Linked DNA regions of Mus musculus: regions 1, 2, 4 and 5 are each linked to region 3. A link is a loop called in an ENCODE intact Hi-C map of the cell type or tissue named here. Cell type or tissue: left cerebral cortex. All regions are shown on one strand. Links, peaks and the distances in the headings refer to the core of each region. The heading gives the core; the rest is flanking DNA.

Evidence for each region. Hi-C counts contacts between places; a loop is a spot of excess contacts. Peaks named below come from ENCODE experiments on the same cell type or tissue, not always from the same donor. Only the 100,000 strongest peaks of a DNase experiment are listed, where the experiment ranks them.
Region 1: it touches region 3 in a loop (7-fold over the local background); 3 of 42 quality-filtered maps call a loop at or near these places.
Region 2: it touches region 3 in a loop (5-fold over the local background); 3 of 42 quality-filtered maps call a loop at or near these places.
Region 4: a loop joins it to region 3, with 1.8 times the contacts of the local background. A loop is called at or near these places in 2 of 42 quality-filtered maps.
Region 5: it touches region 3 in a loop (2.1-fold over the local background); 3 of 42 quality-filtered maps call a loop at or near these places.

The regions. Positions count from the first base shown.
Region 1 is chr1:24,658,601-24,664,779 of GRCm38, reverse strand. No RefSeq gene overlaps it. Among named protein-coding and RNA genes, the nearest start is that of Lmbrd1, 17 kb to the left of the region's middle. In left cerebral cortex, for the core only: no CTCF peak of the experiment used is centred there; a DNase peak (open chromatin) is centred at 3,014; H3K27ac peaks cover 2,415 bases.
Region 2 is chr1:24,675,548-24,681,726 of GRCm38, reverse strand. It overlaps Lmbrd1 (LMBR1 domain containing 1), which reads right to left and starts at 3,183. Exons shown (of 16, transcript NM_026719.2): 1 at 2,911-3,183. The coding sequence starts at 2,970. In left cerebral cortex, for the core only: CTCF peaks have their summits at 708 (motif pointing right) and 3,125; DNase peaks (open chromatin) are centred at 2,179, 2,661, 3,157 and 3,727; H3K4me3 peaks cover 2,342 bases; H3K27ac peaks cover 2,281 bases.
Region 3 is chr1:24,584,219-24,590,397 of GRCm38, reverse strand. Col19a1 (collagen, type XIX, alpha 1) reads left to right here and starts at 2,961. Exons shown (of 51, transcript NM_007733.2): 1 at 2,961-3,048. In left cerebral cortex, for the core only: a CTCF peak has its summit at 3,826; DNase peaks (open chromatin) are centred at 3,292, 3,636, 3,895, 4,105 and 1 more place; H3K4me3 peaks cover 2,472 bases; H3K27ac peaks cover 1,404 bases.
Region 4 is chr1:24,449,606-24,455,784 of GRCm38, reverse strand. Col19a1 (collagen, type XIX, alpha 1) reads left to right here. Exons shown (of 51, transcript NM_007733.2): 13 at 1,988-2,041; 14 at 3,988-4,023. Among named protein-coding and RNA genes, the nearest start is that of Gm26418, 96 kb to the left of the region's middle. In left cerebral cortex, for the core only: no CTCF peak of the experiment used is centred there; a DNase peak (open chromatin) is centred at 3,446.
Region 5 is chr1:24,465,118-24,471,296 of GRCm38, reverse strand. The region is part of intron 11 of Col19a1 (collagen, type XIX, alpha 1); the gene reads left to right. Among named protein-coding and RNA genes, the nearest start is that of Gm26418, 81 kb to the left of the region's middle. In left cerebral cortex, for the core only: a CTCF peak has its summit at 2,711 (motif pointing left); no DNase peak of the experiment used is centred there.

The sequences.
Region 1 (6,179 bases), core at 782-5,781, 74 kb before region 3:
ATAGTGGAACAGGAGGGAAGTCCCAAAGCTTTGTCCCATGCTGAAAAGGGGGATAAATAAGAAAGCTTTAAGGAAGGTGCAGTGGGAGTTGATCAGTAAGCAGAGCAGAAGAAAGGTGTACAAGGAGAAGACAGTTGCCAACATCTGGCAGCAGAGGCAAAGGACAGAGTCCCTGAGTAATACAACACCAGGAGAAAGAAGCAGGAAGTACAAGCTACGAATGAGAAGGAGACAAATGGAAATTTAGTCAACAGGACAGTTATATAAGGGATAAAAATATTATGAGTGGAACATTGATGAAAGAAAGAATAGGTTTTTCACATTCCTGAAGTTGAGGAAACTCAGTTCTACCAAGGAAGAGTCTAGCTCTTCTTCCAGGCCTGGTTTGATGCATTTCTTAAATTGGCAGGAAGCTACAATGAATGAGCACAATGTCTGTTTTACTTACTCCCACATGGAGCCTTTTAATAAACTCCACATGACTTAAGGCATTCTCAGGAACCTCTGTCTTTATAACTAAGAAAAAGAATCTAATTAAAACAGCATTTTTTTGTGATTATCCAGAACTGTACTCATTAACCAGCATGTTCACTTACTGTGACATTGATAGAACCTAGTGGGGAACCCCCCACTCAATTCCCAATTCGGCGGGCACCCAAAGAATCACGAAGGACCATCTTGATGGAATTACACGAGGTAGTTTAATGACCGAACTCTGGACTGACATGCATCCCACACAGGAGATAACAGATGTCGGCCAAGAGGCTCGGAAGCTAGGGGTTTTTATGGAGCTATGCTGAATTCCACACCCCTAAGCTAGGGTGTGTGGAATTCAGCATAGCGACACACTATTGGCTTATTCAAACATCAGCAGAAAAATTACATGTATGTGCAGGGTGTCAGAGTTCTGTGAGTTGTTGACTCAGTTCAGATAGCCCTGTCATATCCTCACATTCCTCTTTATCTTTAAGGTTAAGCTGTTCCCAGGAATGTTTTAACTACGGGGCATATCCGGGTTTGTTTTTCTTTTTTCTCAGCCCCAGGCAGCCTCTAGGCTCACAAACAACCAGCAATTTCTGAGTACTTTATATGACTTACAGGTCTTGAAATTTCATCTTTCTTTCAACATATTAAAAATGACCTATTTACTTATCGGCTCCCTTCATGTGTACCTCTAGTCCTCAGGCTCTTCCTAACAAGTTTGTTCCTTGCATCCTCAAGATTGTCATATGATAATTTATCCATAACCTCTTACCAAATGAATGAGTCAAATGGCCACTTTAAGAAACACTACAAAGCCAGACATGAGGGACTTGCCTATAATCCCAGCACTGGGGGAGCAGAGATAAAAGGTCCCATGGGTCTTACTGAGAGACAATCAAGAAGCTCCAGGTTTTGTGAGAGACCCCGTCACACTACTAAAGGTGGAAACTAGTGGAGGAAGATACTTAGATTGAACTCAGGCCTCCACATTCACAGCACACATGCGCATATGCACCACTAACATATGTATGCATACATGAACATGCATCCATAAACAAGTACAAAAATGAATTTTAAATTTAGAAAATACATAATAATCATGAATCTATGAATAGTGACTTCTACAAAATGGGAATTTGGGGCATAACAGATACATCAGTCCTATACACATGGATTTCAAAAAGACATGTTTCTGCTGCTTTAGGTCGTTTCAGCCAGGAAAATTGAGAGATGATCCCAAGCAACTCTAAGGTCTCCCTTACTTTTACAACAGAGAAAATAAAGTTCATTGGAGATGGGAATAGGACAATACCCATCTTTAACTAGTGATTTCCCAACATAAAAGGATGGAACCCAACAAGTAGGTTCTGGAGAGAAGAAACCATCTCATTGAGAATTAAGTATGCCTTAGAATTCCAGGAGAAGCAAACTTCTGGAACAAAATCAGTTTTGAAAAATTAGTTCCCTAAAACAAAACCCTGATGTTCAGCTTTAAGCTTTCATTAAGGATTTAACCTACCTTGCACTGGAAGAGACCTCCAACATAGATGTTAGCCTTGAGATATACATACCAAACAAGGGAATTAGTAAACAGACCACCACATTGCCCAATGTGGGCACAAATGTGACCTTTGGCACTATCTTGAACAAGCAAGAACATCACTGTGGCAATAGATAAGACCCTGAAGCTCCACTCCAGGCTAGCATCTAAAACCCCAAAGTAACAGGGACAAGAGATGGGGTTGTCCACTGTGTCTGCTCACTCTCTGCTGTTCATGGTTAGAAATAAAGTGGAGCAGCAGAAGGAGTGCCATGTTTTGGGTTTTCTTCATCTGGTTGTAATAAAATGTTCTCTCAAAGGTGCCTTTAAGGAAGAAGAGATTTACCTTAGCTGACAGTTCAAGGTGCAAGCCAATCATGACAGAGATGTCAAGGCAGAACTTGAAGTAGATGTTCACATGATATCCACAGTAAAGAAGCAGAGCGCAAGGGGGAGATGTGTGCTGTTGCTCAGTATTCCTTCTTCATTTATACAGAGTAGGAGACAAGCCAGGTGATGGCACCACCCATAATGGGCAGTCTTCAATCCTCAATTAAAGTCATCAAGATAATCTGCTACAGGCACACCAAGAAGCTCATCTTCCAGAAGACCCTAGAGTCTGTCAAGCTGATGCTCACCATCACAGTATGTATGTCCTTGGGGTTATTAGAGGATGGGTGGATGAAACAGATGAGGAGTGTCTCAGTAATGTGGTAGTTATCTTCCTGACAAATGTCACATGAGGTCTCTAATAATTCTTTTTTAATTGAAGAGCCGTGCTTATCATTTGTCCCAATTTGGGATTCTACTCTTGAGACAATTTTTCCATAATTTTTGCTTTTTTACTAATGTACTTTTTCTCATCTTTCCCTACAGTGTCTTTTGCTTTACTCTTTTATTTCAGGACATGCTTATAAAAGGGAATGCAAGCTTTTTCGCTGTGATATGCTATCCAGCTTGTTCCTCCCACGTCCTGGGCCTGAGCCAGCCAGCAGCTTTGGCGGCCACTTCCCAATGCATCCTCCTACTGTCCCTTCTCCATCTGCTCTGATGGCACCTTTTCTGATGGCACCCAATCACCACTTCAAACAAAGTCTCTGAGCCATGGTCTGAAATCCAGTCACACTTCCCTGACCCATGGCCTCACCCAGTTGCCATTGAGGACAGGTTGGAAGTCCTTCAATTCAAAACTACAATCTCCAAAGCCATCCATCCAAAGCATTGTTCTTACATGAAGTTCTTTCCATTCATCCCATGGTTTTACCTCAGGGGCTGGTGCAAAAGATGGACCTTAAGTGTGAAGAGCATGGGCTATTCCTCCATATTGATTTTTTTGGGAGAGCTTAGATATATTTTCCATGACCTATTATCATTTTCTAGTTGCATAACATAGGTTATTTTTCTAAATAAAAAATACTCAGAATAGAAAATACACAAGCCACTGTGCTGGGTGTTATGAGTTCACTCCCCAGAATCCACATAGTAGAAGGAGAAATTTAACGTAGTTGTCCTTTGACTTCCACATATGAACCTTAGTACAGACACAACACACCACAACACAACACACCCCTCTATACACAAATGAAAAAAGTAATTAAAAAAATTAAACCACTCATTAATTCACAACAGTGATTAATTTTACAATTGATGTAGACTTAACAGATTCCAAGCACAAAATGTATCCACTTTCTCCATTGGCACTATGTCTTAGTTAGGGTTTTACTGCTGTGAACAGACACCATGACCAAGACAACTCTTCCAAGGACAACATTTAATTGGGGCTGCTTACAGGTTCAAAGGTTCAGTCCATTATCATCAAGGAGGGAGCATGGCAGCATCCAGACAGGCCAGATGGTGTGTTTGGATGAGGGCTGCTCCAGCAGTTCCTGTGTCACTCAAAGAGATGATGATACCAAGGCCTATGAGCAGAGGGATGAAGATCTCCCTTTTGTTTTCCTTCCAGATGTTGTGAGTTCTTCTTTGGGCTCTGTGATGGTTTGTGTATCCTTGGACCAGGGAGTGGCACCATCTGAAGGTGTGGCCTTGTTGGAATAGGTGTGACCTGGTTGGAATGGGTGTGTCACTGTGGGTGTGGGTATAAGATCCTCACCGTAGTTGCCTGGAAGTCAGTCTTCCACTAGCAGCCTTTGGATTAAGACAGAACTCTCAGCTCCTCCTGCACCATGCCTGCCTGGATACTGCCATGCAGTATCCACCTTGATGATAATGGACTGAACCTCTGAACCTGTAAGCCAGCCCCAATTAAATGTTGCTTTTTATAAGACTTGCCTTGGTCATGGTGTCTGTTCACAGCAGTAAAACCCTAACTAAGACAGGCTCATAGAGATAAACCTGGGGAAAAATCATTATGAAGGTACAAAAAACCTTGAAGTGGGGTTTAATGCAGGAACCAGTAATGTTATTGCACCAACAAAGGGGTGAGGTTTAACACACACTGGCTTGGTGGCAGTGATGCTGTGGAAACATGTAGGATGAGATCCTGAAGAGGGAATCTTGTGGTAAAAGTGGAAGAATAGGGTGAAGAGAAGGATGTTTTGTAACTTCCATGTGGGTAAGGAACCACAACGTTCCTGAAGTGAGATGTTAATAGGAACAGCTGTCAGTAGTGGCCTGGAGGGGGAAGTACAGAAAAGCATTGAGAGAAGATGGGGTGGATGGTTAGGGGAAGGAGGTCAGCTGTATATTGGATGTCACTGTAGCCAGGAGGTGACTCAGACCTCCTTCTGGGTTTGATCCTTGTGTTAAAGAGTGTCACTGTGGATAGATTGACTTGGAGGCAGGGAAAAGCTGGCAGGAAATGTGTCAGTCAGCTAAGGGGTATTTGACTTAGTCATTAGGGTAGCGTTACCCATCCATGACTCCCATTTGCCATGACTCCCATTCGCCATCATTCACCCCAGGGACTACTGATTGAAAGTTGAAAATGAGTTTTAGGTTGATGACCATGGTATCACCCAAACTGATGGATTCAATTCAGCATCCCCAATATCTGTGACTTCCATATATGGAGGCCTCTGGGAGGCAGTTGCCTGTGTTGCCAAAGGAAAGGCAGAGGGGAAGGCTGAGGGTAGAGGAGATGAAGTCGGATGTAAGGAGATCTCATTCCTGGTCTGGCATCCTTCAAGTGGGCAGTCCTGAGTTCCTCCCTATCAAAGAATCTCCTACAAATCCTGCTGAAACAAGAGAAAAAAAAACCATCTTCCCCAGTGCAATACATTTCTTGACTTTTGCTCTGAGGTCAACATATGGTTAAGGTATCTAAGCTGATTTAATTCAGTGGTCCTTTCTAAATATCCACTGTCAGCTGCTGTGTTGCCTGTCATGTTGTCATTTAAGAAATTCTGAAGTCAATAAAGCATCATTTATCCCACCTGCTTAGAGGAGCTGAGAAAAGAAACCCATGTGACCTGTGTGCAGAAGCATAGAGAAGTCTAGTTGAGAGGCAACATTTTTGGGGGAGAGGTGGTATTAAATGCCTGTAGCATTTGAAAACTAACAGAATTTTTATAAAGGGCATTCTTTGTGTATATACGAAACAGCAATGAAATAAAAAGTGTTTTTTGGTAATCCTTCAACATTGACTGCACAAAAATCAGAAACTTTAGAAACTAATTCCCTGGAAATAATTTTGCTTCCATGAAGGAAATACATTAGTCTGTAGAGTGCTAACTACTAGGGTGTATTATTGGCAGTATTAGTCACTAAAAAAATTCTGTATGTTGCAAGAGATGACATGATGCCAATATACAATACTTTTGGAATAGCCAGTCATAGCTTGTCTATAAAATAAACTGGCTTAAATAAATGGTCTTAGCTTTTAGCTCTATTACATTAATTGAAGACTAAATAATAAAAACAAAATAAAAGAGGGTAAAACATATCTCCCTATTAATTTTTGTTCCAATTTTATTATTGCAATAACACATTAGATATATTGATCAGTAAAAAAATGTACTAAAGTGAATTTCATCACTTTTTTAGTTTTTAATATGTTCACTGAAAATATAAAATTTGTTTAGTTTATATTTTATTCTTATTAAATGGCATTGCTTAAGAACACAGAGTGTTAATTAGGCTGATGGATACTAGAGGCAATCCTATTTATGATAGCATGCCTATAGGAATTTCTCAAGAG
Region 2 (6,179 bases), core at 543-5,542, 92 kb before region 3:
ATAAAAAAGGACGTATAGGGGCTGGAGAGATGGCTCAGAGGTTAAGAGCACTAACTACTCTTCCAGAGGTCCTGAGTTGAAATCCCAGCAATCACATGGTGGTTCACAGCCACCTGTAATGAGATCTGACGCCCTCTTCTGGTACATCTGAAGACAGCTACAGTGCACTTACATATAATAAATAAATAAATCTTAAAAAAATAAAATAAAAAAGGACGTATAATGTCCCACTCTATAGCAAAGTATGATGGTGGTTACCAGACAAGGTTCCTTAAAACTCTTAGAGCTGAAAGCCAATCTTCCTGACACAACAGCATTCTTTATTTGAAAAAACAACTGAAACTAAAGTGACTTAGACTTTGGTTTTTAGTGGTACTTCTCAAATGAACAAAAATGAAATATCACTTACAAAACCTACAGAGGGTTTAACCAGCATAGATGTTGGTGTCAGAGCTGAGCTTGTTCCCAAGACCCATAAATAGAAGGAAGTTGTCCTCTGGCCTCCACCCACACATTGCGGTGCACTCTCTCATGCATGAACACATGCACACACACACCTGCACTGACTCCACCCCAGCCCCAGGAACAACACACATACAAACCATACAAATGAATAAAGTGTAATTTAACATATATTTTTTAAAGATTGATTTATTTATTTCATGTATGTGAGCACACTATCGCTGTCCTCAGAGACACCAGAAGAGGGCATCGGGTCCTCATTACAGATGGTTGTGAGCCACCATGTGGTTGCTGGGAATTGAACTCAGGACCTCTGGAAGAGCAGTCAGCGCTCTTAACTGCTGAGCCATCTCTCCAGCCCTAAAGTGTAATTTAAAACCTCAAGCTTTTGAGTGACATTTAGAAACTTGGAAAGCTTGAACACAGTAGTGTGAGCTTGACAACTTTTCAATACTTAGGACTTCTCAGGACATTTCTGACCAGATCTGTGTTTAATAAGTGTAATATATGATGCTGCCTAATTCAGTATATCCATATTTAGGAGATGAACTGCGAGTTACCACTAGCTCCTAAGTAGCAAACAGAGATCACAAAACAGAGCCAGGAATGGGCAAAAGCTCCCCTCAGCACTTAGTCGGACTCATGGCCTTGAACGTAAGGGAAGACAACGCTCTCGGTTTTAGATTGCACACTGCCACAGAACCTGAAGAAACTGGTATGTGCTAGCTTTTGGTGCAATCACAAAGAACATCTCCAGCTACCAAAACAGTCCTCTACTTCTGACTAGGTTTTGTACACACACTTCAACCAAAATAACTTTCTTGAAGACAGAACGAAAAGCAGACATGAATACAGCTCCTTTCTAATAAGCCAAGCACTAAACAGACTGACAGTAATTTTTGTTTGTTTGGGGGTTTTTGTTGTTGTTTTTTGTTTTGTTTGTTTTTTGAGACAGAGTTTCTCTGTGTATCTGTGGCTGTCCTGGAACTCACTCTGTAGACCAGGCTGGCCTTGAACTCAGAAATCCACCTGCCTCTGACTCCCAAGTGCTGGGATTAAAGGCGTGTGCCACCACTGTCCGTTTAATTTTTAGTAAATCACATTTTGCACCTCGCAACAGTACTTCTCTACTGCCGGGTTGTTCCTGATTCAAGGCCACAAACTATCCAAAGGCTACTTTTCCACTGGCACTTTCTTCCAACAGTATCCTCTCCCAAGTCCTATTTCCCTTATAAAATCATATTTTCTCTTTCAATGCTTAAGATCTCTATTTCCTAACTTATGATCAGCCCCCTCTTAAAAAGCCACTTATTATTTTGTTTGTATCCTCCTAGATAAAACTACTGTATCCACAGTAAAACTACTGTGCTTTAAATGCTTTTTCATTAATCAAGATACTCCAACTCTACGTTCCTGCTGGTAACATGCTTATTTTTCACTAAACATATGGGCTGGGAAAGCCAGTGAATTCTCTCCTAGTACAGGGCTAGATAGCCTCCCTCCAGGACACAAGCTAAGCATGGCCCAGGGCAATGGGATTTGTTAAAGTGAAGGGAGCATGCCAGTACTAAGACTGAATTTAGGGTTCCTGAACATGCAAGGCAAGTGTCGTGTGCGTGTGTGTGTCTGTGTGTGTGTCTGTATCTCTGTGTGTGTGTGTGTGTGCGCGCGTGCGCGCGCTACCTGATGAAAAACTGAAAAACTTGACTACCTGAACAAACTACCCAAGGGTCAGTATAGGGAATCTGAAACACATCGGACGAGTTTCAAAATGCAAACACTAACTGACCATAGGACTGAAGTCTTTGTAGAGTGGGGAAGGATTTGACAATATGAAATGTCATAAGAGAAGCAAACTAAACGAAGTCAGAAAGTAACAACCAGGTCACTCTGAGTCACTACAGTTGGGTTTTGTGCACCCAATGATCAGAGAAGTCTGGAAAAGAAGGCACCTGAGGTCAGACAGGTAATAACCTCCCGCCTGGCCAAGCGGCTCTACAGCGTTCTAAGTGGAATGTAATACCTAGAACGTGACACTCACGTCATCAAGGCAGAATCGCACAATGGGCGCGGGGAAACAAGGGGGGGCGGGGGGGGAAGGAGGCATTTAAACAAATAAACAATTGATTCTGTCAGAGCCCAGAAGCCTGGCCCAGAGGCGGTGAGGACTCCAATTCAAGCCGTGATCACGCCTTTCTCCACCCCGAGGGTCGCTCGTCCCCAAACTCACCCGCCAGCTACATTCTCAGACAAGAGACAGAAGCTGGCTGAAGTTAGGAAGGAGACCGCGGAGGATCAGCGCCTCTTCGCCTTCCTCCGGAGACCCTCGCGGACCCAGCAGAGAGCAGGGCGGGCGAGGAGGGTCCCCGACAGGCGAGGCCAGCGCTGGCCCGCCCTCCTCCTCCTCCCACCCCCTCACCCTGGGAGAACTCGGAGCGCCTCCCCTACCAGGAGCAAGAGGCCGAAGATGCACCAGCCGATCACCAGCTCGGCCGCCGCCGCCGCCATCTTCGCTTCCGGTCCGGATAAGCCCAAAGGGGTGGGGAGGGAAGGCACGGGACGGGACGGGACGGAACGAAGAGGGACCCGGAACTGCGCAGCCTAAAGGTTAAAGGGGCGGAGGGGCAGAGCGGAGGGTTGCCAAGGAGACCCGGCCCGCGAGCGTCCCCTGGCGACCAGCCGAGCCGAGGCGGGGCGCACCCGACGCACCGTGACGTCACCACGCTGCCCGCCCACGCGCGGCCTGCGTGCCACTTGATCTTGCTGGCACTCTAGGAGCTTTACGGAGGCAGGGCTGTGTCTGTGCCTCTGAATGTAGAGTGACATTACGGGTTTTCATTGCTTCCAAAAACAAGGTTTTGATCCCATTATGCAATCAGAAGTCATCCTGGTGCAGGAATGACTCAGAATAAAAGAATGTCATCTGCCCAGATGACTTTATAATTTGCTGATGACCAGGTCACGTCATTGCTTGACGGCACTGTGCTACCACGTGATGTTTCGTTTTGTTTTGTTTTTTCCATCTGCGCGTACCTGTGAATTTCCATGATGGTTTCATACAATTAAAATGTCCGAGTCTATGAACTGTAGGTGCTAATAATATGCTCAAGTGAACAAAACAGAGATTGTTGTAAATCTTATGTGAAGCTGAGGGAAAACCTGGGATGCTTGCCTGGGTCCCGTGGTGTATTAGTGTGTATTTAAATTGAATAAACAAACCCCGGCGTGATATTTAGTTTTGATTGTGGACGTTTGTCTGTGGGCTTGATACAATGCAGAACCATCTCGGAAGACTCAGTGACAAATTGTCTCGAATACATTGTCCTGTGGGCTTGTGAGGGATTTTTTCCTTTAATTGGGCTGAGGTGAGAAGCCCCACCCTGAATGTGGGTGGTAACATTTCCACATCCCTGGACCAGAACTGAAGACTTACTTAGCATGCGTGCATAACTCATTGCTGTGTGCGCTTGACCTTGGATGTGAGTAGCCACCTCTAGTTCCTGCTGTCTATAACATCACCACAACAATGCGCTGAAACCTTGCACTGTGAACCCAATAAACACTTCCATCCTTAGGACACTAAGACACTTAGGATGCAGTCAAAACAGTTTATGGATGAACTCCATCGTCGCTATAGTTTATTCTGCTGTGATATTATTACTCACCTTGGTCTTATTTCTGACTGGAAGTCTGCAGTAGTTAAGGGTTGGGTAGAAGTGTCGAAATGAGAAGAAAGTGGAAACAGAATGTGTTTTATATGAACCGGTCCCATCAGAAACTCTCTGGTGGAAGTGTGTGTCCGTCTCTGAGATCTCATGTGTGTCCCCAAGTGCATCACCAACAAGTCATGCTTGTGCTTTACTTCTTGAGCCAATGCCTTTTAACCCTTCTGTAGTAGGCTTGCTGGTTAGAGGAGATATCAAAAACCACCTGAGACCAGTCATCCCTGTTGTCTTCAATGGCCCAAATCCTCTTTGAAAACGATCACATAATCAGTAATTTTGTGAGCACAAGCTGTTCCTCCTGAAGCTGCATTTCCCTAATTCTGCCATGGAACAAATAACTTACTTTTGCATATTTCCATAGGATTCAGATCCCATTCCACATTGGTATGAATCAGACAACACCTTTCTCTATATCGTAGTATTATGTCCATTTTCAAATAGGTTCCTTGAGACCTCTTCCATTAGGCAGTTGTCCATCACTAAGTGAAAGTACTTGAGATAATCAATTTATAAGTCTTATTATGGTTTATGATTTCAGAGGTTAGAACCCATGGTTATCCAATCTATTGCTTTGACTCATGGTGTCTTACATGGTATATTATGTAAGACTGTGTGGTAGAGAAAAACTTTACCTCATGGCAGCTGAAGAACAAAAATAGAGGAAGCGACTGAGTCCACTTGTGGTGGTTTTGTAGTTCTACCTCCTCTGTTTCCTCTCTAAAGTATCCAGACACAGCTGATACACACCAGGTTTGAAGGATGAAGCAGCATTCGGAACCAGTGGGGTCTACAGGACTCCAGTCTAGTGTGAGCAGGTGCCAGGGAGAAGGCCTTCTCCAAGGATTTTGATGAATAGCTCTCTTAGACCATCTTAGCTTGTGTACATACCTTTCTTCAGGGAGGGCTTGTATGCGTACACTTTATTCAGGGCAGAGAAGGACTATATATGAGCAGAGAGAAAGAGAGAGAGAGAGAGAGAGAGAGAGAGAGGTAGAAGATGAGAGAAACTGGATTCCTCAGACAAGGTTCCAGAAAGGGAAGCCTTGCTGGTGAAGGAAGTCTTCCATTTTGTGTGGAGATCAGAGGAGCTATCCCGACCCGACATGGTAGACTATCCCTTTCATTTGCAGGCTTTCCCCACAGGTTTAAATAGATATGGCTCCAATAAACTCATGTGTTTGAATGCTTGCTGGGCCCATAGGGAGTGACACTGTTAGGAGGTGTGGCCTTGTTGGAGTAGGTGTAGCCTTGTTGGAGGAAGTGTGATGTATTGTGTGGGGGAGGGGCTTTGAGGTCTCCTATGCTCAAGCTACACCCACTGGGGCTCCCAGTCTCATTTTGCTGCCTGCGTGGATCAAGATGTAAAACCCTCAGCTCCTCCAGCATTATCTCTGCCTGCGTACTGCCATGCTTCCCACCATGATGATAATGGGCTAAACCTCTGAAACTGGAAGCCAGCCCCAATTTAGTGTTTTTTTTTATAAGAGTCGCTGCGGTATCTCTTCACAGCAATGAAACTCTAACTAAGACACCTCTCAAAGGTCATGCCTTTGGTGGCCTAATTTTCATTAGGACCCACTTTCTGTGGTCTTTCCACCTCCCCAAAGCACTGCATTCTGGGGATTCCATCTCCTTCAGTACTCAAGTGTTTGCCTCATGTTTCAGATCCAGACTATGGATTTCTGTCATATGAGATTGCTTCTAATCCGTTAGTTATTTTTTTAGCAAAGGATTGCCAAAACTGTGTACACAAATATGCATACATTTCTCTCAGTCAGCAGCATGGAAGAGTGCATAATTTAAATTCAAAGCTCTGAATTAGGTTGTAAAGCTGACTGTATGGGAAATTCTAGGCAAGTAAGGCTGGTTTGAAGCTTCTCTCTCCCCCCTCCCCCCTCCTTTCTTTTTGAGACAGGATTTCTCTGTTTAGCCCTGGCTGCCCTGGAACTCACTCTGTAGACCAGGCTGGCCTCGAACTCAGAAATCCACCTG
Region 3 (6,179 bases), core at 781-5,780:
TTACTGTTTTAGAGGAATTTACAATGCGATTGGCACCCACTCCACCCTGCCTTTTTCTTCATTTTCAATGTACAAGACTAAGTTGCCCTTTAGCAAGACTGAGCTATTATATACGTCTCTCATTGTTGAGAAGCCTCTTTGCCTCTGCCAACATCACACACAAAAACTAATATTTAATCCTGCCAAAATAGGTGAAGAAAAAAATTAATAAATGCATATTTCTTCAAATTCTAATTAAGTTAAACACTTCATTATGAGTTTGTGGAATACTTCTATTTCCGGGTAATTTTTCTCTCTGTTTATTTGTTACCTCGTGGCTCTTTTTTTCTACCAGGGCATGCCACTCTGTTACTATGAAATTGTTCTGGAGAACTTAACACATGTTACCAAGCTGTCCCCATGACTAGGCCAGTCACTTGTCTTTTATCATATTTCCGCTCGGTGTCACTGATCCCAGGGAGAGGGACTAAGAAACCAAGAGAAAGATGCAGCTGTGATCCCATCCTGCAGTCACTTGTAAACTGAGTACACGTCATGAATTAGAGTCTTCCAGGAAAGGAAGCAAAGAGAGAGGCGAGCCTTAGAATATCAATTTCTGTGGGATGAGAACTTTTCAGAAACAGTGGCAAAACAGACCTTAAAATTAGTAGATTTCCCTAGCCGGCTTTGAACTAATTTAGGACTAATACGAATAAGGACAGCACACTGTAATACTGGCCCAGAAAAGATATAATGAAAGTGCATTTGAGCAATGGCAAGTCAGGTTTGGTAATTACAGTCAACAGTAAGGTCTTTTCAACACTGTGGATGCATTGAGCCATTTCCACGGGGCATGCATGAGAGTCATGTATGGCTGTGCCCTGAAAACTCAATAAAGAATGAACACTCTTATGGTTTGGTAACTAAGAAATTAGCTGGGGGCAATGCTGAAATTCTTTCTTCTTGGGGAAAAAAAGCGGGGGTGGGGGCGTGGGGAGAACTATGAAGGACAAAAGTAAAAGAAGCAGCAAAGCTGAGAGCCCAGAAAAGAGCAGAAACTGAAGAGAGTGGGAAGCGAAGTTTAAAAGAGACACAGTAACTCTCAACTACTTTCCCCTCAGAAGTAGCTTCAGAATCCAGGGGATCATTTATAGTTGTATTTGATGTAGATAAATAAAAGGTGCGTGGTTTCATGGTCTTGCTACCTGAAGTCACTTTAAAATTCAACAAAAAGTATTTGATAAAACCTCAAACCTATGGGCATAATAGGTTGGGATCATAAAAGCAGTCTAGGTTCAAATCGTTTCTGGAAAAAAAGGAAGAAAGGAAAGGAAAAAAGAAGGACAGATGGATGGATAGATGGAAGGAAGGAAAGGAGAAAGGAAGGAAGGAAGGAAGGAAGGAAGGGGGCTGTCTTCACAGGCGTGTTTAGAACACAGAGCATAGCTGATAACAGTTTTAAACCTGATTCATTCCTTTCTCAAGGTATCCAAAAATTTGTCTCTTCAGTGTTATAAGTAGCAAAGGAGAATTGTGACAAAGAAACAAAAATGTGCTTAGCTACTTCATGAGCAATTTAAAGGTTGAGAAATTATTGAAACAGTGGAGTAAAATTCATCGGCTTGACCTACAGTTTCAAAGTTTATTTTTAAAGAGTATTAATCTGATGCAAATAGCTAAATTGAATAGTCTGGACAATAAATCCTGGGCATAAAATGCATATATAAAAATATAACTGACAAACGAGGAAACAAATTCAATTAGGATACTTGAGCAAATGGAAAGGTTCACCAGATGCCTAGGGAAGGCTTAGGAATCCTGTCTTTAAATGGGCAACTGAGCCGCTGGACTCACGTGATGCCTTTTCCTTTGGCCTCTTTCCACAGTCAACCAAAAATTCGTGAAGGAAAGCACATGAGGAGGGAGACACATTGTATGGCTTGAAATTCTGACAGAAACGTGGTTCATGGCAGTTTGTGAATTCTCACACTTCAGTGTTCTGTTTTCTTTGGGAATAGGCAGGTTACAAACCCACTGGTTGATGCTGTAATGGTCTTCCTCCAAAGAGGTGAAAATGAGCTATTTAAAAATTTGTTCTGAGCATTTTAAAATCTTTGCCACTGTGGTCTTGTCGTCTTTGGACTGGGAATCTCACTAAGTGAGACTTATGTCTTTGAGGTAACACTCTAAGGTAATGATTTCCATTCTTATGGATTAATAATACATATTTTCTCTCCAACTGCGGCAACACACAACTAAAAGAAGTTAAGCATTGTTTAACCTGTGGGTTAATCTTACAAATTCTAGTGTTTTTAAAAAAATCACACACTATATGTATATAAATATATGTGTATGTTTACTATGAATGAATATAAATCTGAATATAGACACATAATACTATATATATGTATGTATATACTTACTGTAGGTGTATATGTACTGCTATACCCACCCCCTCCACATATTGAAAGAGATCTCGAAGACTTACAAGACAGATATTTATAACACCAGACTATTGAAGCATAATATATTTAACAGTCACAACATACCTTTATGGATGTAGACACAAACCTACATAGAGAACGATGATTAGAATGCAAGCTGACTTGATTAACTTTAGATAAACTCAAGAAATAGAAGTGCAAAATAAAACATACACGATACCCTTTTTTATTTTTAGCTCGACTGTTAAAAAGCCAATTATCTACCTGTGAATGTATACCACGCACTGCACCGCACCGTACTTTGAGGACACTTCATAGTCAGAAGTGAGAAAGCGTCTGCCCCCAACTGTCATTGCCGCTATGAAATTGCTATTAAAACAGAAACCTGAAAGACTTAGTACCCAGCTCTGTGTGATCAAGGAAAACCTGGGCATGAGTTGGCTGAGGACTGTCTTGCTGAGTCCTCCGTGCTCACCGAGTGGGAGGGTCACACTGAAGGGACGAATAAGGGCAGAGATGCGTCCCGCTTCCACTCGCTGGGAGCTGGAGCGGGCCACTCCGCGGCGGTGCGGCAGCCCTGTCCGGACTCCACCGCGCCTCCCAGGGGCTCTGACACCAACCCAAGGTAAGCTGCGCAGCTCTGCCACATTTTGCTTGATGTTGCCTTCACAAGCCCGGTCTCTGCCATATGCTGTATTTCTGGTCATTTGCCTGCATCTGCTTTTAAAGAAAATGTCACAACCGTACTGCACAAGTGCACATATTTCGAGGGGAAAATCTGCCCACCTGCATTCCCACGCGGAGACGAGGGGACCGAGTGCATTTGGCCAGATCAGGCCACTTTGACACGCTGCCTATAATGTGGCTCGTGTTTGTGCGTCCAGGTCACGCGGGCTCGCGCGTTCCACTTTAGTTCTCGGTGGATTTTCTGGTTGGGTTTGGGAAGCAGAAGTGTATGCGATGCTGATGCGGATGGAAGGCACGCGAGCTATGGAAGAAGGGGTAAACGAACAGAGCAAGCTACGAATGCTGTGGGGCTGTGGTCTCTAGGGTTGGATGCTGTAACCGGGAGAGGTGAAAGCCAGGACGCAAAGCTCGGACGCTCGTGTACCCGGTGGAGTTACCCACTTCGACCCGCGCGGGGGTCCCAAGCCCGGCTTAGGCTGTCGCGGAGGAGGATCCGGGTCTGGTCCCGGAGTACCTGGCCCTGTGTCTCCTTCAACACGCAGAGTGCGCAGCGCGTCCAGCCGGAGCGCAGCCGCTGTCCCCGCTGTCCTCGCAGCCGCGGCCGCCGCGGGGACGTCAGGGTCCCGGCGCAAAGGGCCGGCGCCTCGCCTCCGCCCGCGGCCCTCGGCTCTGCGGGAATCCGGCCGGCGCCGCAGCCACCGCCGCCTGGAGGAGGGAGGCGGCGCGCATGGTCCTGGAGAAGTTTGTTGGCCCGGAACCAAGCGCGCCACTGCACAAGCCAGCTCCTTTGAAGCAGGCGGGAGATGAAGCTTAACCTTACCCCAGCTAGGTCGTGGAGGGCTCTGGAACTAGTTGAGTGGGTGGGCAGGTTACCCACGTGGGCCCCGTGCCATGGGGGACAGAGGGGAACGCATGGTGGGTCTCGGAGGACAATGGACTCGGCAATGGAGAGAATGGGACCCAGATGCTGAAAATATATACTTTTAATAGAACCATCCAGGAATTGCGACAGTGGGTGATGTGAGATCTAGAGTGAGTGAGCTGGGAGATGGAAGGGTAACAGAAATAAATTGTGCAGCCTCCACCCACCCCATCACCAATTCAGACTACTTACTTCCAACCTCTCCTTGGAGAGGAGGTCTGAGGAGCAAAAGGGATGAGAGAGTACTAGAGGCGCTTTAGAAGAATATACATCTGCCCACCCCCACTCCCACTAATCAGAGCTAAGGAAAGCAACACTCCTGTACAAATCAAGGACTACAGTTGTTCTTTAAGGGAGGAAGAAGCCTGGCCGAGAAGGGTGGCCTTTAGGTTCTCCTGAGTAGGTGAGCAAAGCCCGTTGGGCTCTTTCTAAGTAGAAAGCTCTTCACCAGGCGCCTGCAAAGGAGGTACCGGGATATCGCCGTGTTTTCATGGTGCAAATTGTAAGTTCTCAGGCCTGAGATGAATGGATGGGATTTTCTGATAGGGATAATTCTTCAGGGTGGAAAGAGGTAGCCGCTAGGAATAGGAAACTCATTCTCTGGAGGGTTTGACCAGAATGATTTCCCTAAGTGTTAAGAAAACTAAGTAAGGTGTCCCAGAAAAAAAAAAAAAAGTTCCAACAGTAGAATAGGACAGGAGAGCCGCTGCATATGGACAGGTACAGAATAGCCAAAGGAAGGGAAGGAAGCCACGTGCAATTATATTTGCATCTGAATTTTTGTTATCTCCAAGTTCTTTCCAAACAGACGAAAGCCCATAGTGCTCATCAGAAATGAAACCTTTCCATCTATTTTTCTGGTCCTGCATTTTAATCTCCCTTGCTGAAATTTCTGTTCATTTTCTGAGGCAGCAGAAACAGGCTGCGTCCTGAATGGCTCTAGAGACAGAAGGAAATATGGATAGAAACTATAGGAATGGGACTACGTGGAGGTTCAAACGAAGGATGAGCAACAAGCAGGGATAAAAGGTCGTGGAGCTGTAGATAACCTACTATGCAGCCCGGAAGTAAAACGGTGTCGTGGAAGACCGAGTGAAGGGGATGCGTTGAGTTACTCCAGGCAGGCCTTCTTGAGAACTTGTGCCTCAAAGAGGCAGAGGATAAGCAGGTTTAACAGAGGAGAGCACGAAGGGAAGACAGAAGGAGAGGCACGTGACAGCTTAAAGGTGTCGAGGGATGAGCGATGCGGGGTAAGACTGAAAGCACAAGTTAGGTGAAGTCTAAGATGAAGAGAGCTGATGATACCTGCAGAGAAGAGACTGAGAGGGGAGGGTGAGAAGCAGAGGGTGCTGTATGCTGTTGTATGGACCAATAGTAAGACAACCAGGTGAGGAAGCCATATACTGAATCTAAGGGCAAGATGGTGAGAATAGGCATATTCTATTCACCCTGTAGAATGTGAACGGAAAACACCTCTTAAGAATGTTCTATCAGAAAGCCAAGAGCCATTCAGATAAAAAATACACTGAAAAAGACGGGTGAATTGGGAAAATATACAAAGCTATCAATATGAAATTCTAAATGGCATTGTATCTTAGGCCGGGATTTGCCTATGGAAAACAGAACCAGAGCTTGTAATCAGAGAGTAGTGGAGGGCGGCTGGAGTTGTTGATATTTAGGGTATCTGAACAGCTAGTGCTTACAGCTGTCATTCAGAGAGGTACGTCAATAAAGCAGACACACAGTCAAGAATAGAGAAAACTGCTTAGGTATGTCCAAATAGAATTTTCCGGTTGACGTCTTCAGGGAAGTGAACACTATTTTTGAAATGAAAGGAGAATATCTATGGGACCTTGAAGTATTTGGGCAAATTCTTCAGTAGTACAAATGTTAGCAGTCAAGGAGTATGCTTTCTGTCGGGGCAAAGATCAACTTCAACACTATTACTATTTTGGAATCTCATTAAATCACATTCACCAAGCCTTCTAGCGATTTTTTTTCTCTACTTCCCTACAATTTCTTATTTCATATGTATCCTCCTACAAATATTAAGCAGTCTGAGTCTCACTGTATTGACTAATAGATCTTAATATTTGTTTCACTTTCATCTAAAAAAATTGCCCAAGACTGCATTCCTTCTTCCAACT
Region 4 (6,179 bases), core at 724-5,723, 130 kb after region 3:
ATGAAACTTTATTATTTTCCAAGAACTACAACTCCCAGCATTTCAGGAAGTTACCTAGTCCTTGGGGAGGTGGGGCTTAGGGATTAATTTAGGGGATTGCCATTCCGAGAATAGAAGAGATTTGTAAGCTGACTTAGCAATACTTTTAGATAACCAAGTTGAGCAAGCCAAGGGCAAGGCATTAGGAAGAGCACCCAGAGGAGCCTGATTTGCATGAGGTAATAGAGGTTACTTTTGTTATCACCTTCTTCTCTTGTGTCTGATCTCCAAAGTGATGCAGAAATATAGAGAAAACGAAAAACTCAAGACAAGAGTAAACATGTTACAGTTTCTATTAGTCATGATGGAGAAGGGAAAAGGATTGGGCAAAATTATTTCTAACATGATTTTCTTAAACTACACATTATAAAGCAAACGGGAAGTACAACACAGTAGTCAAGAACTTGACAGCATGACCAAGGCTCTGGGCTCAGTCCTTATCACTGAGAAGAATGGGGCTGGAGAAGAAGAGCGTCCAATGAGAAGCTACTCTATCAGACAGAGTAGGTCTAGGGTAGTGAGTGGCCACAAGGTACCGGAAAAATATTTAGTGGACATGTGGATAAATGAATGATAGAAATCCATTCACAGAAATGGCATGTCTCCCTGTGAGTGGTTAGGATATTCTTCTGCCAGCTTTTACTCTCAAGTATCTACTGTTTCAGAAAGGAAGAGATAGATATTCCAAATAATATTCCAGATACAGTGTAGTAGATTACTACACTTTAAATATTATTTATTAAACACTAAAATGATTAAAATATATTAAGGTATTTATTCATTTCAAAGTTGTTTTTCAAGTTGAATGTTTTATTCATCCTTTGTTCTTGTTAATGTCTGACATGGTTTTCACATTCTGTGCTACAAAATTGTTTCATCTAATTACTTTTATTACCATGGTTTGTCCTTCAATTCTATAATGAATACCTGTAGGTGCTGGGGTGTGCATTATTTATTTCCTACAAAACTCCCAAGAAGTGATAGCTAGATCCCTGTGCTAGGAACAGCAAGATGTTTAGACTTACCATATGTAACATCACTCCCAAATGCACCCTTCCCACTATTCTTCCTCCCCCATCCCATGTGTTCAAAATAAAGGAAGGTATCCTCCCTGCTCACACGTACTCAGGATGTGTCCATCCGACTCACCTTATTTTTTCCACAGAGAACACTTTCAGCTGATTGAAAGAATTGATGTGGCCATCACCAACTAAGTACCTCCAAACACCCAAGAATCAGGAGGATTTGACATATTTGAAAACACATATCTGACAACTTTTCTGTCTCATGTAGTTCCCTTTGATATCTTTATAAATCCAGGTTTTAAAAAAAGAAAATTAGAAAGCTGAAACATAGTTTCAAATGGACAAGCACTACATTTTGCCTCCAGCCCCGTGAGTGACAGAAGAATGCAGCCTCTGTAGTTCTCCTCCCAATAATTAAATTTCTTGATAGAGACATGAACATGTTTTTTGATGTAACTCATGATTTTTTTTGGCAAGCTCTATAAAGGCTAAATCAATGCTAAATCAGAGGTATTTACAACATCCACAAATTTAATCCAAAGAGGATATTTCAAGGCTCATATAGATCTAAATGATGGTCCCCCAGATGGTGAATTAATGTAATTTTAGCAGGATGCAAAGTTGCACAAATATGCAATATTGAGGCCGAGTGCTGGTTTAACGTCTCTGAAGCACAGATACGATGGAGTACACAGCACATGGACCTTACCACAGTGATGCCATTGCCGGTTTCTGTACTAGAAAGGAAAGATTGGGATTTGGGAGTTCAGGGAAGCATGAACTGTTTTTTGTTTGTTTGTTTGTTTGTTTGTTTTTTGTTTTTTGGGTTTTTTTTTTTTTGTCTTTTTTTCTAATACTCTATCAGTAATTGAAACTTTTGGTGACTCTTCCACAGAAAACTATTTTTGTTATGTTCTTTTCAGGGTTTGAAAGGTGACTCGGGTCCTCAAGGTCCACCTGGCCCAAAAGGAGACAAGGTATTGTATCTACCCAAAAGCACACACACGCACACGCACACGCACACGCACACACGCACGCACGCACGCACGCACACACACACACACACACACACACACACACACGCGCACGCACACACACGCGCGCACGCGCACACACACACGCACACACACGCACGCACGCACACACACGCATGCACGCGCAAACACACACTGCCTAAAGTGAGTGACTTCTTGTAGATCCTATCTGGTGACCCAAACATCCTGAATATGGCAGAAGGCTGTTGTGTGAAAAGCTTGTGAGTAAGGAAAGCCTTTTGGTTGCTTCAGTGTGAGAGACTGTGTGTGCAGTTACTCGTTGACATTAACACAGGAGTGAAACCTCCTGTTTCTCACCTTTGCTTGACAGCGTGAGCGGTCCATCAGCACATTAGCAAAGGTGTCCTGTGTCAGGAAACTCAGCCAGTAACACCAAGCTGTCACCTCTTAATGATCAGACAGGTGGCGTTGGTGGAAAGGAAGCTCGCTCTGTGCCTCCACTTTAAATCAAATGAACCATTTCTTGTGCTTTCCCCCTGTACCGTTTCATAACAGCATTTTGGAAGTGGCCTTTCAGTGCGCACCAACCAGTATTAAATTCAAGGGTTGTATTGAGTGCCGTAATTAGGCAATTCAGATTTCGTGGGAATTGTATATATCTGCATTTTATTCTTCATGCTGAGAGCATACAGAATTCCTTCCTATCTTAAATATTTATCTTTGCACTAGAGATGATCTCACAGAGCAATCCTTAGTAACTGATTTAAGTTCCTTAACAACTGTTACTTGTCCCAAAAAGAAGGAATATACAATGCTATGCCTTAGAACTTAAGATACTAAGTTTAATGAGAAAAAGAGAAAATCCTAGATTTAGCATGACAACCTGATGGCTCATGCCACAGACACAAAGACTCCATGACGTTCAAGGCAACAAAAGCACAGCCAGAGCACTCGGTCTCCATGACTACGGAGTTCTCTTTAAGTGACTAGAACTCCTGAGACAGAAGAGCACCAGGGTGACACAACATGAACTTTGGAGACTGTTTCAAAGACGGTTTTTAAAAGACATGGTCTTACTGTGTAACCCTGGCTGGTCTAGAACTTGCAGTGTCAGTGAGGCTGGCCTTAAAGTCACAAAGATCCTCTTGCCTCTACCCTGAGTGCTGGCATTTACATTGTGTACTACCGTACCCAGCATTTTCAAAGACTTTTTAATAGTCAAGATACACACACCTGGAAACCTGTATTCACGTAGGTCAGCAAAGCATTTCTAGTACTGGAAAATACAGACGGAGGGAGCTTTCTCAGAGCTAGAGGCACAAGTGATGCCGATGCGGCAGAGCCTAGGAGAGGATGTGGGAACAGCTCCTTGCAGCTGGAAGGCATGGAGTGGGGCGGAGAGATCCACTTATTATTTCTGCTGATCCTCATTCAAACTTTGTCAGAAAAATTATCTGCCTTCATGACGCTTCCCAGCTGCTCTTTTGGCAAGGAACCATATTTGGAAAGATAATTTTTTTCTAATTTTAGATTCATAGTCAAAAGAATAAAAAAAATTTAGATTATTTTAGTTTTTCAAAACACACTTTGCTATTGCAGAAAGCATGAGGGCACACAAGGCGATTTTTATATCATAAGCCCCAAAGGGAACATGAAACAGCTATCATTGTGCAAAAATTTTTAAGAAAAATTCTATTTTTATGTCCTTTCAAAGTATGAATTTTCTGGTAGGGAAATTGAGAAGGGTTTGGGGGAATTGGAAAACGGGGGAAGAATATGATTCAAACTATATCACGAAGTTCTCAAAAAACAGATAAACATGTAAAAGAAAAAGATTTATCATTTTATATTGTTTCTCTCCATAACCTCTTAAATAATGTACAGAAAGGTGCTGTTGTTAACTGCAACTTTTCTTTCATCTATTTTAGGGTGATATGGGACCTCCAGGGCCACCAGCCTTAACTGTAAGTAATTCTAAAGAAAAAAACCAAAAATCGAAATGTTCCATTTGCTTTTTATACTACATCATGACTGAGATACAATTTAAGTATTACAGGAATTGATAGTGAACTTTGAATTTGCCTAGCAAACCTTCTCACTTTAAAGATGAATTTCTGCCCTGAGCAATGACATACTTGACCCAAAGCCTTAGGGGTGTTTTTTTTTTTTTTTTAATAGAAGTCTGTAATCAGTATCTACCTCAAGCATATTTCTACATCCTTACCATGGTTCATAACCATGTCCCTGTGGTTGATTAGGCATTATTTTTTGAATAAAATATATATTATGAGAAATTGAAGTAGAGAGTTCCACTTGGCCTAAAAATTGTAAAAGTGACACTAGATATAATCATCCCACAGGGAAAAGCTCCTCCCCCTCCTTCTCCTCTCCCTCCTCCCCTCCCCTTCCTCCTCCTCTCCCTCCTCCCCCTCCTCCTCCTCCTTGTCCTTCTCCTCCTTATCTCTCTCTTTCTTTTCCTCCCCCCTCCTCATTCCCCTCTGTTCCTCTCCCCCCTCCCCTCCCCCTCCCCTGCCTCACACCCAGATCTCAGAATTCTCTATGTTGACCAGGTTGGCTTTGAACTCACAGAGACCCATTGAACTCCGCCTCCCAAGTGCTGGGATTAGAAGTGTGGACCACCACACTCAGACAAGAGATACACTTTCACACTGGTTGTTACTTTGCTTGCAAACCTACCAGAGACTATTTTCCCATGATTTATTTATAAGATTTGCAAATGATAAAACAGCAGGAGATTCGTGATAAAAGTTAATAATGTGCACATGATAGGATAGTTGTCAGGTTAATATTTCATCATTTCTTAAGTATCTAATCATAAACATATGGAGTATTCCCATTTACATACAATCTACTACTACAAATTCCCTACATAGAGCATTAAAGATTCTCATTTAACTTAAGAAAGATTCTAAGCTTAATGAAAAAGGAAAAAAAAATAAAATCAAGTGTAGCCTGAGGCCTGTCATTGATATTATTAATGCCGTAAATGAAGCATGAAGTCACTAATATTCAAAGAGCCATCGTGATGGTAGATGTCTCCCAGTTCTGGCCATAGAACAATGAAACTTGAAGGGCTGTGATCTTATATGTGTGTATTTTACCTAGACTTGAACAACCCAAATGGAATGAAAGTATTTTCTACTTCAAATCATTTTCCAACTGGCACTTAAAGAAGAATACGGTTTCTTGGTATATAGGAAATCCAAGAAGTGAGACAAGGGGCTTTACTTTAGAAGAACAAAGCTCTTGAAGGATTTTATTTTCAAAATTGAATGAAGTAATTTTGAAAGAAACTTTTAGCTTTATGTTTTCTTTATTTACATTTCAAATGTTATCCCCTTTCCTGGCTTCCCCTCAGAAAGCCCCCTATACACCCCTCCCCCCACCTACCCACTAACACATCCACTCCTGCTTTCTGGCCCTGGCATTCCCCTACACTAGGGCATTGAGCCTTCACAGGACCAAGGGCCTTTCCTCCCATTGATGACTGACAAGGCCATTCTCTGCTACATATGCAGCTGGAGCCATGAGTCCTACCATGTGTACACTTTGGCTGGTGGTTTAGTCCCTGGGAGCTCTGGGGGGGGGTGGTACTGGTTAGTTCATATTGTGGTTCCTCCTATGGGGATGCAAACCCCTTCAGCTCCTCAGGTCCTTTCTCTAGCTCCTTCATTGGACCCTGTGTTCAGTCCAATAGTAGACTGTGAGCATCCACCTTTGTATTTGTCAGGCACTGGTGAAGCCTCTCAGGAGACAGCTATAACTGACTTCTGTCAGCAAGCACTTGTTGGCATCCACAAAAGTGTGTGCATTTGGTGATTGTATGTGGGATGGATCCCCAGGTGGGGCAGTCTCTGGATGGTTATTCCATCGGTCTCTGCTCCACACTTTGTCTCTATCACTCCTTCCATGGGTATTTTGTTCCCCATTCTAAGAAAGATAGAAGTATCCTCACTTTGGTCTTCCTTCTTCTTGAGTTTCCTGTGGTTTGTGAATTATATCTTGGGTATTCCAAGCTTCAGGGCTAATATCCACTAATCAGTGAGTGTGTACCATGTGTGTTCTTTTGTGATTGGGTTACCTCACTCAGGATTATGTT
Region 5 (6,179 bases), core at 831-5,830, 120 kb after region 3:
CAAATTCCACCGTTTCCCTCGGGATTCTCTGTGATCTTCATCAAAGAGTTGTTTGTGGGAGACCTACTCTGTGTGTCTGCCCTTGTGTACATCTGAGAGCTGAGTCAGTCCACATTAGTAGCTTTGTAGAATGGGCCTTTAATGTTTCATTTGATGTCTTGTTTTTGCCCATCATCTATCTCCTCCCGTAGACATCCCTTTGGACCTGGCTTTCCCCCAAAGCACCACTCTCTCGTTCTATTCCACTAGCTAGGATTTATGGCTATGCTGTCTCCACCTATAAAAACCAGTCACCCCTCCCCCACCCCCTTTCTGTTTCTCTGTTTTTCTATTTCTGTTGTCTTGCTCTCTCATTTTTAGAGGACTTGCTTCTTACAATTTGCCATTTATCACCTAGAAACTGCAGTTGTAAGTGATTGGAAGGGGTAGGCTGTAATGTGGAGTTTGCTAATGTCCTGCGCTATCATGTTTCCCATGGTGCACTGGTTAACTGCAGCCTGTCACCATGAGGAGTTATGGGAACAATTCTGAAAATGCCTCTTTTGTCTCTATTCCAAATATTCGGGTTTCAGGAGCCTGGAAATTCTGAGACGGTTTTACTGAGCATGAATGACCATCGCCTAGATGTATCGTTCCCAAAGGCTGATTCTAAGAGAGTCTTGAATTTTGCAGTGCTCGTATAAATGTCCACTGGGCAGTTTTCCTCCTGCAGAAATTAGCAGAGTTAACTGCTAGCTATGACTCTGGAAACAATAATAGGCTCTAGGTTAAACTGTTTCTTAAATGGAACTGTCTACTGTTTGAGTCAGCAAATTATCACAGATCTTTCTAGATCTATCGCTGTTGTCACTTGTTGTTGCTGGCTGGCTGGCTGGCTTTCAACTCAAGTTTGTAAATCAGGCTAGGCTCACAGAGGTATGCCTGCCTCTGCCTTTCAAGCACTAGGATGAAAGGCCTAGACCACCACTCCAGTCTGTTTTGAATGCCAGTGACTAGAGATAAATTTTTGCTAGACATGCATTTTTTGTGTTTCAAATAATAGACCTTACATTTTGTCTTAGAAATATTTTTGAAGAACCCCACTGAACATGTCTCTTGAAAGTTTTATTCTTTGATTATAGAATAGGAGACATCTCAAGAAGTAGGACTGCAGGAAGGCTGTTGGTGAGCTGCCTCTTATTGAGGGCACCTGGGCAAATGCTGCCAAGGTCGCCTCAGGAAAGCAGAAGACGGAGGTGTGGAACTGTCCCTCTGTCAAAGATGACATGCTAATGGACAAACTCTCCTCACCGTTGATACTCAGAGCATCAGTTCCTCTCACCCCTCTATTCTGTCTTGCCAGGGTCAAATTAATTTATTGGCTTCAGAACAATTCCAGAGAAAGGAAACCAAGGAAAGCGGCAAGGGTAGAGTTAGAAAAGCACATTGGCAGCACACACAACTTTATAAGAGCTGCCCATCAGCTGCAGCCAAAAATCAATGAAAGCCCTAGGCCTGTGGGCAACGGGAACTTACATTCCGATGAGTTTGTACTTTTACTGAACAAGTAATTTGCAATAGTGGAAGTTCTTTGAGCATGGAAGTTACTTAGAGTCTCTGACCTATACCAGGAAGTAGGGGTGAAAATAATAACCACTTGTGGTTTCTGGGAGAACTGAATGCCGTGCTTGTGGAGCTGGAGAAATGGGTCAATGGTTAAGGACATATGTGTGTTTACTTTTCTATCGTGAAAGCGCCATGGCCAAGATAACTTACAAAGAAAGCAATTAGGGCTTTAGCCCAATTAGGGCTTATATTTCAGAGAATTAGAGTCCATGATGGCACAGCAAAGCCATGGCGGCAGGAACAGCTGAAAGCTCACATCCCTATCCCCTCAGGTAGGAGTCAGTGAGAGACACACTGGGAATCTTTTGAAATCTCCCCTCCCCCTCAGTGATACACCTCCTCCATCAATGTCCCACCTGCTAATCTTCCCAAACCATTCCACCAACTGGGGTCCAAGCATTTGATTCATGAGCTGCTGGGGGCCATTCTCATTCCAGCTGCAATAGAGCATATTTTTGCAGAGGGCCAAAGTTTGGTTCCCAGCCCCTGTGTTGAGTGATTCGCAGCTACCTATAATTCCTGCCCTGTGAGGACCGACATCTCAGGCCTCTCTGCCGGCACCTGCTCTCATATGCACAGACACATTAAAAAAATAATCCGTCCTGCGTAAAGCACAGATCCTGGTAGGGGAAATATGTGCTGTTACGTTCCTGATGATATATATAGAAATGTACAGCACTAATGTTAATAGCTCACTGTTTTACATACGTTTCAGGGTTAATTAATACACTGTAGAAAGGACTTGGCTACTCAACTACATGATCTAACCTTAACATTAGTTTTATGAAAGAACAGACAGTAGGGAAGTCATCGGTGAGAATTAACTCCCACGTGTCCTCGTAATTTGATTAGAATTGACTAGAATTCTTTTGGTTAGAATTGATTTTGGGTTCCCATGGGTCTAACTTTCCGGGTTTATATTTTTAAAGAAAATTTTAGACATTCTATGTCTTCTAAAAAAATATTTCATCGTTTAAAACCGAGTCAAATACAAAGAAACAACCTCTGCTCCTCCTGTTTGCTAACTTCCTCTGATGTCAAAGTGAGTAGAGCGCTTCTTAAATTCAAGAGGAAACTTAGAATGCTACGGTTTTGTTCCTGCTCACTTCCCTCCAGTGGAGAGAAAGAGGCAGCTGTTGCTTACTATTTTCAACTTTCTTTTGTTTGAGATGTACTAAATATGCAACACATGAATGTATGTTTTTTTTTCTTGTCTGGATTTAAAACCCACCACTTCATTTTTCTGCAAACAATGATAGAATTTAAAACAGAGAAGCCATCGAGATCATCTGCTTCCTGCATAGGACCTGACCAGTTGATTCCACTTAAAACAAGCTCGTCATCTAACATCTATGCACTTCTTTGGTGTTTTTCCCCTACATACTTAGCCTGACTGCTAGTTAGTATATACTTCTCTTTCTAATGAACAATGAAAATTCTCCCTGTTAATTATTTTAATCAATCTACCACCAAATAATATTTTTAAATGTATTCTCAATTTAGATTATATTAATCTTATTAGTCTGTTAATAGTTTATCAAACACACTACGTTTTCTCTTATGGATAGCTTGTTCCATGCCTGGGGATACACTCTCTGCTCAGAGCCCTGGCTGCATTCGGCTACCCATTCTTTTCATCCTATAACACTTACAAGTATTATTTGATCAGCCCAGAATTAAGTGCCAGACTGCACATTTCATCCCTTCTTTGCATTCTTTTATTACAACATAGTTTTGGTCACTGAAATGTTTCATGTCATGAGTCTATTACATAGATATACCATATATGCAATAAATTTATCAATGGTTTTCTTCATTGGAAGCAGTGTTACCCTCTAGGGGATATTTAGAAATGTCTGTAAATATTCTTATTTGCTGTTATCAAGGAGACATGGCTGGCTTCTGGCCTACAGTGAAAAGTGGCCCGGGATGATGCTAAACACCCAGCAGTGTAGGGGACACCCTACAGTGGAGAGCTGACCAGAGTTCTGAGGTTAGACGACCCAAATGACAGATAGATATGTATGTTGGTAAAGAGTGAATGGACCTTTACTGTGTACCATGAAGACTCCGACAGTTGCACACCCTTCAGTAAAAACCCTGACCAGCCTATCTGGCTTTTTAAAAAAATATTTGTTTATACATTTAGTGTGTGGGGAGATGAGTGTGTGTGTACACACACATGCACACACACACATGAGCACATGTATATGTGAGCATGTGTTTGCCCATGAAGACCAAAGCAATCATACCCCCTAAGAGCTGGTGTTACAGGCAACCATGAGGTATCCAGTGTCTCAGTGCTGGGCACGAAACTCAGCATTCTGGAAGAGCAGCCAGCTCTCTGGACCACCAAGCTGTTGCTCCAGCCCCTGTGTGCCTTCTGGGACCCACACTGTGAACATTTTAAGTAACTTTGCCTCTTTCTTTGAAGAGATCCAGATGCTCTGCATCTTGGCTTCATAATGATTTTATGTTTTGAAACAAATAAATTTAATATGTTTAGAATGCTGGCTTTAAATCAGGGTGACTGAGTTGAATTAGGGACCTTGAGCATATGACCTAATATCTCTTGCCTTTGGTTTACTCCTATGTAAAATGTTGGTGCTTATAGTAGATTATTCTTATTTTTTTTTTAATTAACTCAAGATCACTTTGAAGTGGTGTGCTGCTTCTCTGGCTTTCTGTTACAACGCACCCTCTTACCCTACAGGATTAACTTCAACAGACTATCAGCTCTGTTCACGGCAGCATCACAGTCACCACCTCAGCATCAGCAGCATTACTACCACCATCTTCACCATCACCATCCTCTCCATCACCATCCTCACCACCACCATGCTCATCATCATGTCACCATCACTATCATCCTCACCCTCACCATCACCATCACCACCCTCATCATCATTACATCATCACAAAGGCTTATCTCTCTTTGCCCTTCTTTCAGCCAGTGCCAACTTTTCTAATGTCCTGTAAGAATGTACAATTTTAACTCTATTTTGAGGTGCTCAAAGCTGAACCCCAGATTTCACACAAGTTACTCTAGGCATATGATGTGCAATAGAACTGAATCACTGGCCCCAGAGTTATTTCAAACTTGAGATTATGTTTGTGATCAAATACATTTTAAATATTGATGATAGTATCTGTGAAATTCTATTTGTCTTCCTATGCCAAAAATTTCACTCCACTTTTATAAATAACTGTTATCCACCTTATAGGCAACCCTTTTTCTAAATAGATAAATATTTTCTTCTCTGTCGATGGGACTGTTTTTTAGAATTTATTTGTATGTATGTGGGTCTTTTGCTGAATGTATGCCAGGGTAATATACACATGGGCCTGGTACCTTTGGAAGCCAGAAGAGAATGTCAGATGCCCTGGGACTAGAATTACAGACAGATTTGAGTTTCCATGTGCATACAAGGAAATGAAGCTGAGTCCTTGGAAGAGCAGCCAGGGTTCTTAACTGACAACTCATCTCTTCAGCCTCGTTAATAGGACGCTTGTCATTAGAGTCTGAAGATTTTTAAGGTCCCTTTGCACACTCCATTAGCCACAGCCTATGGTGCTAGACACACAACTCCTAAGCTTTCTGTCATGGGTAGTATTCTCTGTCTAGACCATCACTTTCCGGGTGAATGTTCTGTCATGACAGACAATTCGTGGAGCTCAGTGAAATGATATCCCTTGAAATGTGTCTAGGACAATTAGAAGATGATTCTTAAAATTAGGTTCCTTCATGGTTTTTTTGTTTTGTTTTGTTTTGTTTTGCTTTGCTTTGCTTTGTTTTGGATTTGGAGCGTGGAGGTAGAGAAGGCCTGCATACTGTTTCATACAAGGGGGGGATCAGAGGACAGCTCAGGAGATCAATTCTCTCCCTCCACTATGTGGGATGAAGTTATTGATCTCAGGTCCCACACCATAGTGGCAAGTGCCCTTACCTACTGAGCCATCTCATTGGATAGAGAATCAATTTTTAACTTTTAAAAAAGAGATTAATCTCCTGAGACTCTGGAGTAACTATTCACCTGATATTTTAAGCTTAAAGTCCTCACTGCATTTCTAGTCTCTACATGCTATGAAAATTGAATTTGTTCGTTTTATTTTACCTGTGCGTTATTTATACTTCATTTTATTAGATGCCAATAATCTTAGATCATTAGAACTACACATATGTATTTCTGTTTATAGAGTATTTCACTCTTTAAAATGTTCTAATTTCTTAAAATTGGGTGATTAATATTTTTTAAGATTTATTTATTTTAGGTATATGAGTACCAGAAGAAGGCATCAATTCCAGTACAGATGGTTGTGAGCCACCATGTGGTTGCTGGGAATTGAACTAGAACCTCTAGAAGAGCAGTGAGTGTTCTTAACCGCTGAGCCATCTCTCCAGCCCCCATTAATTTAATATTTTTGCAAGAGAAATAACAATGCTCATCAAAAAAATTGCAAAGATATAGGTGAAAAAATCACCTTAGTGATGCAATGCAGATATAGTACAGCCTGTTCATACCTTACACATACACAACATACACTACATACACAACACATTCTATATCACATAC